Regions from separate parts of the Homo sapiens genome. Here region 1 is linked to region 2. A link is a contact called in ENCODE Hi-C or POLR2A ChIA-PET data. All regions are on one chromosome and are shown on one strand. The core of a region is the stretch at or near the end of the contact, and the rest is flanking DNA. Distances in the headings are between cores, read along the strand shown.

The links. A loop is a pair of places that touch in the nucleus more often than their neighbours do. ChIA-PET counts read pairs that join two places held with the same protein, here RNA polymerase II (POLR2A). Pooled maps may share reads with other maps.
Region 1: a loop to region 2 is called in a pooled map, with 3 times the contacts of the local background. The contact joins the enhancer-like site here to the promoter of SAMM50 in region 2. A Hi-C loop is called at or near these places in 2 of 50 pooled maps. POLR2A ChIA-PET finds 5 or more read pairs at or near these places in 3 of 52 experiments (AG04450, HEK293T and endothelial cell of umbilical vein).

What each region holds. Positions count from the first base shown.
Region 1 is chr22:44,062,353-44,068,088 of GRCh38, reverse strand. All of the region lies in intron 1 of PARVB (parvin beta), which reads right to left. Among named protein-coding and RNA genes, the nearest start is that of PARVB, 41 kb to the right of the region's middle. RefSeq lists enhancers at 1-264, 265-830, 3,665-4,164. Within about 2 kb of position 4,233, at least 3 of the 41 ENCODE cell types and tissues checked have a DNase peak (open chromatin) inside an H3K27ac peak, as active enhancers do.
Region 2 is chr22:43,953,521-43,958,811 of GRCh38, reverse strand. SAMM50 (SAMM50 sorting and assembly machinery component) reads right to left here and starts at 3,370. Exons shown (of 15, transcript NM_015380.5): 1 at 3,214-3,370. The coding sequence starts at 3,234. It also overlaps the pseudogene RPL35AP36. RefSeq lists enhancers at 2,626-2,835, 2,641-3,392, 3,516-3,595, 3,676-3,725, 3,393-4,145 and a silencer at 3,278-3,552.

The sequences.
Region 1 (5,736 bases), core at 2,984-5,483, 110 kb before region 2:
TGAGGCCCACGGGAGGCCCATGTCCCGACCCAGCAGGTGCTCCAGGCGGGGCTCTGGGGCAGGCAGTGGACTGGGACATGCCTGGCCCACTCCCAGGGGCACTAGTGCCCCTCTCCCATTCGAGGCCAGGATCAACAGTGAGGGCTCACCCGCCGGTCACCCCTGTCCCCCAACACTCCACTCCCACGGCACAAACCAAGCTTCATCCAGAGTCAAAACTAGGACTTGAGGAAGCAACAAAAAGACACCCAATGCCGATGCGAGTCCCCAGCACTAATGCAGGTCCCCAGGGCTAATCCAGGTCCCCAATGCTGATCCAGGTCCCCAGCACTGATGTGGTCCCCAGCTCTGATGCAGTTCCCAACACTGGTTTTGGTTTAACAGTTTTCCTGCTGGGAGACTTGATGCAGGAATCCAAGGCCAGGACAGCAAACAGCACTTCATGGCCCAGGAGATGCCTCGACAGCCAAGTGAGGACATCATGAGGGCACAGACAGGAAGGCCCTCGCCAGCCCAGTGCTCCATGGAGAGGGCCTTTCCATCTGCCCAGTGTCCAGTGCCACCCACGAAGGAAGGCTGGGGCAAGGGAGGGTCTTCCTGACGTGTGTGTATCCACTGAGCTGGCCAAGGAGATGCCTGGGGCTGGTGGTCAGCCCCTTGGGGGAGGAGGCAGAAATAACAGAGGATCAGTCAGGAAAGGAAATGTGATTAGCTTTTAAAAGGAAAATAACTACGCACTTGAAAAATCATAAAAGGATCAGCAGCCTAGTAGTCACATCTTAGAGTCAGGTTTAGACCACTTCAATGTAATGCAACTAACTAACATTTCATTCACTCACCCTGTATGCATCGACTGCCTCCTACCTGCCAGGCAAGGGGATTTCACAATGCAAGCAAGGCAGCCAAGACCCAGCTCCTGACACGCCATTTTCAGAATAAATTAAAGGGGCCTGGCACAGTGGTTCACACCTGTACTCCCAGCACATTGGGAGGCCAAGGCAGGAGGACCGCTCGAGCCCAGGAGTTGGAGACCAGCCTAAGCAACATAGTGAGACCCTGTCTCTACAAAAACTTAGCCAGATACAATGGCACATACCTGTAGTTCCAGTTATTCAGGAGGCTGAGGCAGGAGGATCACTTGAGCCTATGACCATCCCACTGCACTCTAGCCTGGGCAACAGAGTGAGACCCTGCCTAAGAAGAAGAAAAAGAAAGAAGAAAGAAGAAAAAAAAGGAAGAAGAAGAGAGGAGGAGATGGAGGAGGAAGAGGAGGAGGAGGAGGAGGAGGAGGAGGAGGAGGAGGAGGAGAAATAATTAAGGGACTGATGTCATCATTTCATTTGATTCTCATCAAGGCCCCATAAGGCAAGCAAGAAAGAACCCTTATGATCATCCCTATCTAACAGATGAGGAAACGGAGGCAGTGAGTGGTCGACAGGCTGTTGAAGGTCTTATACAGGGTGCGTATCAGGATCTCAACTCAGATGTGTGCCGTGCACCTACTGTGTGCCAGGCATCACTCAAGCCTGGGGTGCCAAGGTGAGAAACACTGCAGCCCTGCCTTCAAGCTATCAAAGTGGGAGAAAAGTCAATACATGCATAAATACAAGGTATGGGGATGATGGGTGGGGAGGCACCCCTTGTTAAGATAATTAAGACTGAGCCAAACGTAAGTTACAACCTTAGAGGCAGGTCATATCCTTTTCAATATAACCCATTAAAAGCCAGAGAAGTACAGATTCGACTTTTTGCTAAAATATTTCTGCCTGAGTTCTAAGGGGCTCACAGGGAGAAAGGCCCTTCAGTATCCCCCGGCTCTGCTTCTGTTTGAATTGGGCCCTTCACTGGCCATCACTAAAAACAAAGCACTCAGTTGAAAGACAAAGTATTTCAGAAAAACGGTAACTTGGATGGTGACTTTTAAGAAGTGGTAGATTCCACCATAGCCACCCACCTGGTACACAGTAGGCGCTCAATAGATGTTTGCTGTAGCGCCACTCTCATTCCTTTTTAGCAGCTTTTAAGAAAGAGCAAGGCTTCCTTTAAAAAGAAGTAGGAGACTACTGGGTATCTACCCAAGGGAAAAGAAGTCATCAGACAAAAAACATACTTCACACACGTTTATAGCACCACAATTCACAATTGCAAATATATGGAACCAATCAAATGCCCATCAATCAATGAGTGGATAAAGAAATTTCAGTGTATACACACACACACACACACACATGCACACACACACACACCATGGAATACTAATCAGCCATAAAAAGGAACAAAATAATGATATTCGCAGTAACCTGGATGGAAATGGAACTGGAGACCATTATTCTAAGTGAAGTAACTCAGGAATAGAAAACCAAACATCGTATGTTCTCACTCAGAAGCAGGAGCTAAGCTATGAGGATGTAAAGGCATAAGAATGATACAATGGACTTTGGGGACTTGGGGAAAGGGTGGGAGGTAGGTGAGGGATAAAAAGACTACATATTGGGTGCAGTGTACACTGCTCGGGTGATGGGTGCACCAAAATCTCACAAATCACCACTAAAGAGCTTATTCATGTCACCAAACACACCTGTTCCCCAAAAACCTGTTGAAATAAACAATAAAGAAATAAGAAAGAGGTGGGAGGCTGGGCGTAGTGGCTCACACCTGCATCCCAGCACTTTGGGAGGCCGAGGCAGGAGGATCGCTTGAGCCCAGGAGTTCGAGACCAGCTTGGGCAACATAGAGACCCAGCCTCTAAAAAAACAGAAAATAAATAAGATGAGGGAGAAGGTAATAAAATATAATCTTCCTGGACAGACTTCTCCTTCTGAGAACCCCCACCCAGAAGCTGCCCTCAGCACCACTATGGTACCACCACGTCCCCTGATTCATCTGGGGAAGACGAAGCAGATAGACAAAGGGTCCCCACAAAACCCCAAAACTAGTCAGTGAGCACTGGGGGAGCAGTGGGAGAAAGCCAAGTTTCCAGGGTCTCAGTGGGGCACATGGGGCAGGCTGGGCTGGCCCCACATAAGCTCTGAGGACCTCATCCAATGCCATTCAAAGTAAAACCCAAAGAAATGACACTTTCCTTTCTTCACAAAAACCCTGTACATTTCCTCTTGGTTTCATACAATCAACCAAACCTGGGGATCAGTGGAAAGAACTTGCAAAGGCCCATCTAGCTCTGAGAACCCTCATCCTAGAACTATCCGGATTAATGTTCTGCTGCTGTTGTTGCTGTTAGACAGGGTCTCACTCTGTCACCCAGGCTGAAGTGCATTAGTGCCATCACAGCTTGCTGTGGCCTCCACCTCCCGGGCTCAAGTGATCCTCCCACCTCAGCCTCCTGAGTAGCTGAGACTACAGGTGCATGCCATCATATCCAGCCAACTGTTTGTTTTTGTTTTTGTTTTTGTTTGTAGAGACAGGAGTCTCACTTTGTTGCCCAGGGTGGTCTCCAAATCCTGGGCTCAAGCGATCCTCCAGCCTCTGCCTCCCAAAGTGCTGGGATTATAGGTAGGAACCACATATAATTACCTGGAGTAATGTCTTAAGGCCAACGACCTCTCCTAGGCCCACAGGTGAGAACTGCCCCTTCTTCAAGGTCACGTCCTTTGGCCTCCAAGGACGTGAAGCATCAGAACTTGAACACTGACCCCAGCCTCTGGGGAACTCGGCCAGGCCCTTCAACAAACGCGAGTCCACACACATTTCCTGCTCTGAGCTCCTTCCTGCTTTCCTAACATTGCCTCCACCTGGGCACGGCGCATGCCTGTGTTATTCGTCTCCACAAAACACGTGGAAAGGAAAAGGGATCCAAGGCCCCACGGCCACGCTTCCAAACAGCTGGGTTTCGGCGTGACTATAACCAGGTGATACGGCTGGCTGCACCGAGGGCTGGTGGTCTCGGCAGGAAGGAAGACTGGCTGACGTGGCCAGCATCACACATGCGATCCCCAGCATCTTAACAGAGCAGGATATTCCACTCCCCAGGCCCCAGCACCACCCCAACACCAGCCCTCTGCCCTTGCATGGCAGCATGGCAGGGCATGAGACAGGTGAAGGCGCCACTGACCACACAGAAACCGAGGAGGAAAGCGATCCCAGGCCTCTGGTATCAAAGGCCGCACCGCACCCCATCCACGGAACACCTGGCCCCGAGAATGGGAAGCCGGGGAGGCCTGGGAAGTGACACGGAATGTGGCAACAGAGAGCACATCGGCTCGGCCAGAACTGGGAATCCGAGCTGGCCTGGTCATTGAGAGCTTCTCACATGCCCTGGAGGAAGTCATCTCCCAACTCATCTGTACCAGGAGCAGCTGCCTGATCCCAAGGGGCACAGACCATGCCCTCTGTGAGTGTGGACCCCCAGCACCGAGCAGGCCACGAGGAGTGAGTGAACTGGACAACCACACATACTCTGGGGATCACTGTGCCCCGGAAATCACTCCCCAACCCCACTAACCCCACACCCTGCCTGTCAGGCACCCTCTAAACCACGACGCTGAGGACGGAGACCACAGGACACACCGCAAGTGCTTGTAAAATAATAAGAAATATTCATATTGGGCCAGGCGCGGTGGCTCACGCCTGTAATCCCAGTACTTTGGGAGGCCAAGACAGGTGGATCACCTGAGGTCAGGAGTTTGAGACCAGCCTGGCCAACATAGTGAAACCCCGTCTCTAATAAAAATACAAAAATTAGCCCAGCATGATGGTGCACACCTGTAGTCCCAGCTACTCAGGAGGCTGAGGCAGGAGAATCACTTGAACCCGGGAGGCGGAGGTTGCAGTAAGCTGAGATCACACCACTGCACTCCAGCCTGGGTGACAGACCGAGACTCCATCTCAAAAAAAAAAAAAGAAAAGAAAAGAAATATTCATATTGGTCTCTGCCACCAGTCCCTGGCACACAGATCCTAAGAACCTTGTAATTTCCAGGTGCCAGGACAATCTTTTGTTCTAATATTTAGTCTTTGACCCTGGTTCCTGACACAAAGTTCCTAATCCCTTGGAATTTCCAGGGAGATAAAAGGATGTTTTATTCTAATGAGGTGACTCTTGGTGGCTCCTGGGTGGGGGCTGAGCACCAGAAAGACCCAGACACAATTAGAAGCCTGGAGCTTTCAGCTCCACACCCCCCAACCCCACCCTCCAGAAAGGGGAGAGGGGCTGGAGATTGAACTAATAACCAGACATGCCTACATGATGAAGCCTCCGTAAAAATCCCTGAACTACAGGGTGCAGAGAGCTTCCGGGTGGGTAAACACATCCAGGTGCCAGGAGGGTGGCACACCCCAACTCCAGGGCAACAGAAGCTCCTGTGCTGGGGGCCCTCCCAGGCCTCACCCTGTGTGCCTCCTCCTGTTCTGCTCACCTGCACCCTTTATCATCTCCTTTATAATAGACCAGGGAGCACAAATGCAGTGTTTCCCTGAGTTCTTTTTTTTTTTTTTCCAGACAGGGTTTTGCTCTTGTTGCTCAGGCTGGAGTGCAGTGGTGCGATCTCAGCTCACTGCAATCACCACCTCCCAGGTTCAAGCAATTCTCCTGCCTCAGTCTCCCGAGTAGCTGGGATTACAGTGCCCACCACCATGCCCAACCAATTTTTGTATTTTTAGTAGAGATGGGGTTTCACTATGTTGGCCCGGTTGGTCTCGAACTCCTGACCTCAAGCAATCCACCTGCCTTGGCCTCCCAAAGTGCTGGGGTTACAGGCTTGAGCCACCGTGCCTGGCCCAT
Region 2 (5,291 bases), core at 2,121-4,620:
AGCAGCAGCAATTTTAATGTAAAAAGAGCTCCACAGGCTAGGCGCAATGGCTCATGCCTGTAATCCCCGCACTTTGGGAGGCTGAGGCGGGTGGATCACAAGGTCAGGAGATTGAGACCATCCTGGCCAACATGGCAAAACCCTGTCTCTACTAAAAATACAAAAATTAGCCAGGTGTGATGGCACACGCCTGTAGTCCCAGCTACTCGGGAGGCTGAGGCAGGAGAATCACTTGAACCCGGGAGGCAGAGGTTGCAGTGAGCCGAGATGGCGCCACTGCACTCCAGCCTGGGTGACAGAGAAAGACTCCGCCTCAAAAAAAAAAAAAAAAAAAAGAGCTCCATAAAGGCAGATACTTTTTTCCCTGTATCCCTGGCACCTATCACAGTGCTAGGCACATAGCAGACCATCAATAAATATGAGCTGAATAAATAATGAGTGATTACTTTGTTCAAGATGCCACAGGGGATGCAAGCCAAGAAGATGCAGTTCCTACCATTACATCTAGAAATTTAGGATCAAAGGATAAGACGAAAATGCAAACAGACCCAAAACAAGCCAAAATGTAAATGGCACCAAAGGAAATGGCACGGAAAGGCGAAGCCCATCCAAATGCAGGGGATAAAGAACTTTCAGAACGGAGTTCTAAAAGATGGGAATATTTTGATGCTAAAGATGGATGATGGGAGGGGGAATGAAGTGCAATAGTGCGGTCCAAATAAAGCCATCCTCACAGGGCTAACAAGAATTCTGGACAAAGGCCAGGCGTGGTGACTCATGCCTGTAATCTCAGCACTTTGGAAGGCCGAGGCAGGCGGATCACAAGGTCAGGAGATCGAGACCATCCTAGCTAACAGTGAAACCCCGTCTCTACTAATACAAAAAATTAGCCGAACATGGTGGCAGGCGCCTGTGGTCCCAGCTATTCAGGAGGCTGAAGCAGGAGAATGGTGTGAATCTGGGAGGTGGAGCTTGCAGTGAGCCAAGACCGTGCCACTGCACTCCAGCCTGGGCACAGAGCAAGACTCTGTCTCAACAACAACAAAAAAAATTATTCTGGACATCTGGACAGAAATGTAGTTATAATTGGCTGGGCGCAGTGGCTCACACCTGTAATCTCAGCACTTTGGGAGGCCGAGGCGGGATGATCACTTGAGGTCAGGAGTTCAAGACCAGCCTGGCCAACATGATGAAACCCCCGTCTCTACTAAAAATACAAAAATTGGCTGGGTGTGGTGGCGTGCGCCTATAATCCCAGCTACATGGGAGGCTGAGGCAGGAGAATCGCTTGAACCTGGGAGGCGGAGGTTGCAGTGAGTGGAGATTGCACCATTGCACTCCAGCCTGGGCAACACAGTGAGACTCCATCTCAAAAGAAATGTAGTTACAATTAACCATTAATCAAGTTGCCTTTTTTTTTTCAAGAGCACAAATCCACATTGATTTATTGACTTTTCATTAGTTTAAATCCTTGAGGGGTACAGCATTACTCGGATTCTGTGTCCAACAGCCTTAGCAGGAAGATTGCTTCAGAATTTGGCACGAATCATGCCATTGTTTCTGTGGGCCCGAGTTACCTTTCCCCAGATTACTCTGGCTTTGTTTGATTTGCCGCCAGGAGTCACTATGTTGTTCTTTGCTTTGTATACATGAGCCCAAATAGAATTCTGTTTCATCTCGGGCATAAACACCTTCAATTTTAAGAAGAGCTGTGTGCTCCCTTTGGTTCCGGAGACTCCACTTATAGCCAGCAAAAATGGCCTTGGACCACAGCCTTCCAGACATATTTCCTTTCAGAAGTCCTGCTCCCGGCAGGCCGCCACAGGAGCCAAGATGGCAGGAAGAGCTCAGGTTGCACTCTGACCTACTTGCTAGTAACCAAAAGTCACAGATACTATTTGCATCCCCATTGATTTTACAGATAGGATTTCTAAAATTAGAATCATAAGGCTTTTGCTTAAGAGTTGCTTTAGATGTTTTTCAGATCTCGAATTCCAGCAAAACTGATGCTGCCAACCAGTTTGAAGACTCCTCCCCGCAACAGAGGAACGGAATCAGCATGAGAAGTTTCCTCATCTCCCTGTCCCATAACTTCACCCTTCACTCTTCCACCAATCAAGGATCTCCACACTTCAGCAAAAACATGAGGTCCAAACTCCTGAAGGAGATGGATTTGAGGTTTCCTCTCTTTTCCCATCTCCTCGTTCAGCGGCCCTGCAACTGAAACTCTTTCTCTGCTGCAACCCACTGTCTGAGTGTATTGACTTATCGAGCACACTGAGCAACAGACCTATTACAGTTACACAAAGAGATGTCAGAAGAGAAACGGTGTTTGATCTGAATGAAAGACATATAAAGGGAAGTTAAGTCCAATTATCGATGTCAGGCTGCGACTTCTGTGCTAAATTTTTTTGGAAGTTAATGGGGAACTACTGAAAACGTCTATGCAGGTCAAGTGAAGCAATCAAAGTTGCAGTAGAAAAGTAGTGTTGGGGCTGAGACTCAGGAAATCTGAGGTTTTAGGCCATTTGGAACCAGTAACTATGTGACCTTGGAGAAGTAACTCATTATCTGGCCCTTATTTAAGATTAGGATAAACGAGAGGAGTTTGGCAACCAGTACAGTTAGTCAGGCGCCAGGCACCCAAGTATTCACATGCATTGTCTTTTAATTCTCTTTTAAGCCAGGCGAGGTAGGTACTATTACTACCTCCACTTTAAAACAGGAAGTAAGGCAGAGAGCGGTTCCGTCTTTTGCACGGTAGACAGGAGAAAAGAGGACCCCTAGATAGGTTTGAGTTAGAAGACTTCAAAGGATTCTTGTTGCTCTAGGAGCCTACAATGGCTCCAGCAGCGGCTGAGCGGGGAAAGGCTGGAAGTGACCAGTAAAGAGAGAAAACTTAAAATCATGCAAAGAAAGAGCACATTCACTGCGGTCTAAGACATCACAGAAAGTTGGCAAGTCCTTTGGGCCACGGACTCGCCGAGTGACCTTTAGCCAAGTCTCGTCCCTCCTATCAGGTTCCTGCTCGAAGGTCTGCAAGACTCGCTGGCCCGAGGCGACCTCTTTTCGGCCTCCTCCACCCAGCCCGGCACCCTTGGCACCCTCTCTCCCGGTGAACCCTGGGCGCAGCCACGAGAGCGTCTCCCCGCGGCGCCCGTCTGCCCTGCTGGCCCAGAGGCCTCGCAGCCCGCGGGTCGCTGGGCCTCTTACCCGGGCGTGCACAGTCCCCATGGTTCCCTCTCCAGCCGCTGCCTCGCAGAGCTGCCCGGGCGGGACAGAGCGTCTGCTGCTGAGGGCAGAAGGCGGGTCCGCGGTGGCGGAGCTGCAGGTCAAGGCAACTCCCACAAACCCCCGGACGCGGAACACTGGGGGCGGCCATGATTCCCCGCCTTCTCCGCGCCCCCTGGCTCGCGATGCCTTCGCTCATTGGTCCTTATGCGCCTGTGACCCGGATGTTCACACGGCCGCGGAGGACGTTCTGACTGCGCAAGCGAAGAGCGTTCACTGACATCCGCGAAGCTGCTGGCGCGTGGACTGTGTGGGGAGGGCGCGTGGGGTGAAGGTGGGTCTGCGAGAGGGTCCGCTGGGAGGCTGGCGTCTGGCGTTGGCGCCTGAAAGAGATCAGACCAGCTGTTGGGTGTCACTCAAGTCCTGCTGCTCTTAGCCCTCCTAGCACCCCCGACCCGAGGGTGCTGTGCTTGTGCCCACGCGCCGGTGAAGCCCCGAGACTCAGCGGGGAGACCCCGGGTCCGGCCACCCCCGAGCTGCAGTAGTCGGGTCTCACCGGCATCTGCTACACAAACCCGGATTGGTGCCCTGGCTCCTTTCGTTCAAGTCATTGGAACCCCCACTCAAAATCGTCAAAATGAAGACGATGGTCGTGTCTCCTTCTTGGGGGTTGGATTAAAAGGGCCTAATGTGAGAGACGGAAAGCAAAGCTCCCGGCACCGGGCCGGGCACACGGTGGGCGCTAGATAATGACCGCTATTCACTCAACTGCAGCCAGTAATTATGGGCGAGGGCCATCTAGGTGCTTGCATGAGAACCAGTCATATCGGTGAAGAAGACGGCCATGGGCTTAGGTTTTGGTGGCAAAACAGCTCCCCTGCCCCAAAAAAGAAAAGAGAATAGAAAAGAAAAAGGCATAATAAATATCAGCCACACATTGTGATAAGTATATTGAAAGAAACGAGACAGAATAAGAAAAGAGGAAGCTTCAGTATCCTGTCACGTTGCCACTCCCTTCTGATAACAGAAGCATCTTTTCTTCTGTCCCCTTACTCCCTCCCAGAAACCCTGACACCCTTTCCATTTAAATAGCAGCACCCTAGGCCTCCAACATCCCTGAGCTAAATATTCAAGTCCACATGTCCCTTCTTGCCTGGAAAGAGACAGAACCCAGCACCAGCCAGGCCCCTGCCCTTCCCTCACTCTCAGTTCCCTGAGCCTCAATTCCTTATCTGTAAAATGGAAATGATAGCCTAAGGCATAAGGTCTGAGGACCTCATGAGATCAAGCATGGGGCCTGGCACTCTGTAAACATCGAATCAACCAGATTTTCTTTGCCCAAACAGCCCTCTTTTCTTACACTTTCTTCCTCGTTATTCTTCTGAGTATGCCACTTGTAAAGGATAAGCCATGAGGTTGCCCTGCAGAGTGCAAGATGGTTGCAATATTTGAGAGCCTATTGTGTGTGAGGCCCTGGAGGATGGCAGAGGGAACAGGAGGAAAACAAAGTCACATGCTTTACCCTCAAACAAAGGGCTGTCTGCGATAGTTACAATGTATATATTAAAGGCTATCTGTGATAGTTACAATGTATATAATATATTAAAGGCTGTCTGTGGTAGTTAACAATGTGTATATTAAAGGCTGTGATAGTTACAATGGGTATACTATATTAAAGGCGGTGGTAGTTACAATGTATATAATATATTAAAGGCTGTGATAGTTACAATGTACATAATATATTAAAGGCTGTGATAGTTATAATGTATATATTAAAGGCTGTCTGTGATGGTTATAATGTATATAATATATTGAAGGCTGTCTGTGATGGTTATAATGTATATAATATACTGAAGGCTGTCTGTGATAGTTAAGATGTATATATTAAAGGCTGTCTGTGATGGTTACAATGTATATAATAAAGACTGAGAAGTCTCACAGTGCATATACTGGTTTCCTTCTCTTTAACCCAGTATTTCTTGAATTTATTGGGTCATAGAGATTTTTGGTTTTGGAGATTTTTCTGTGGCCTCTGGCAATGCTATTCAACAGTATTTCTT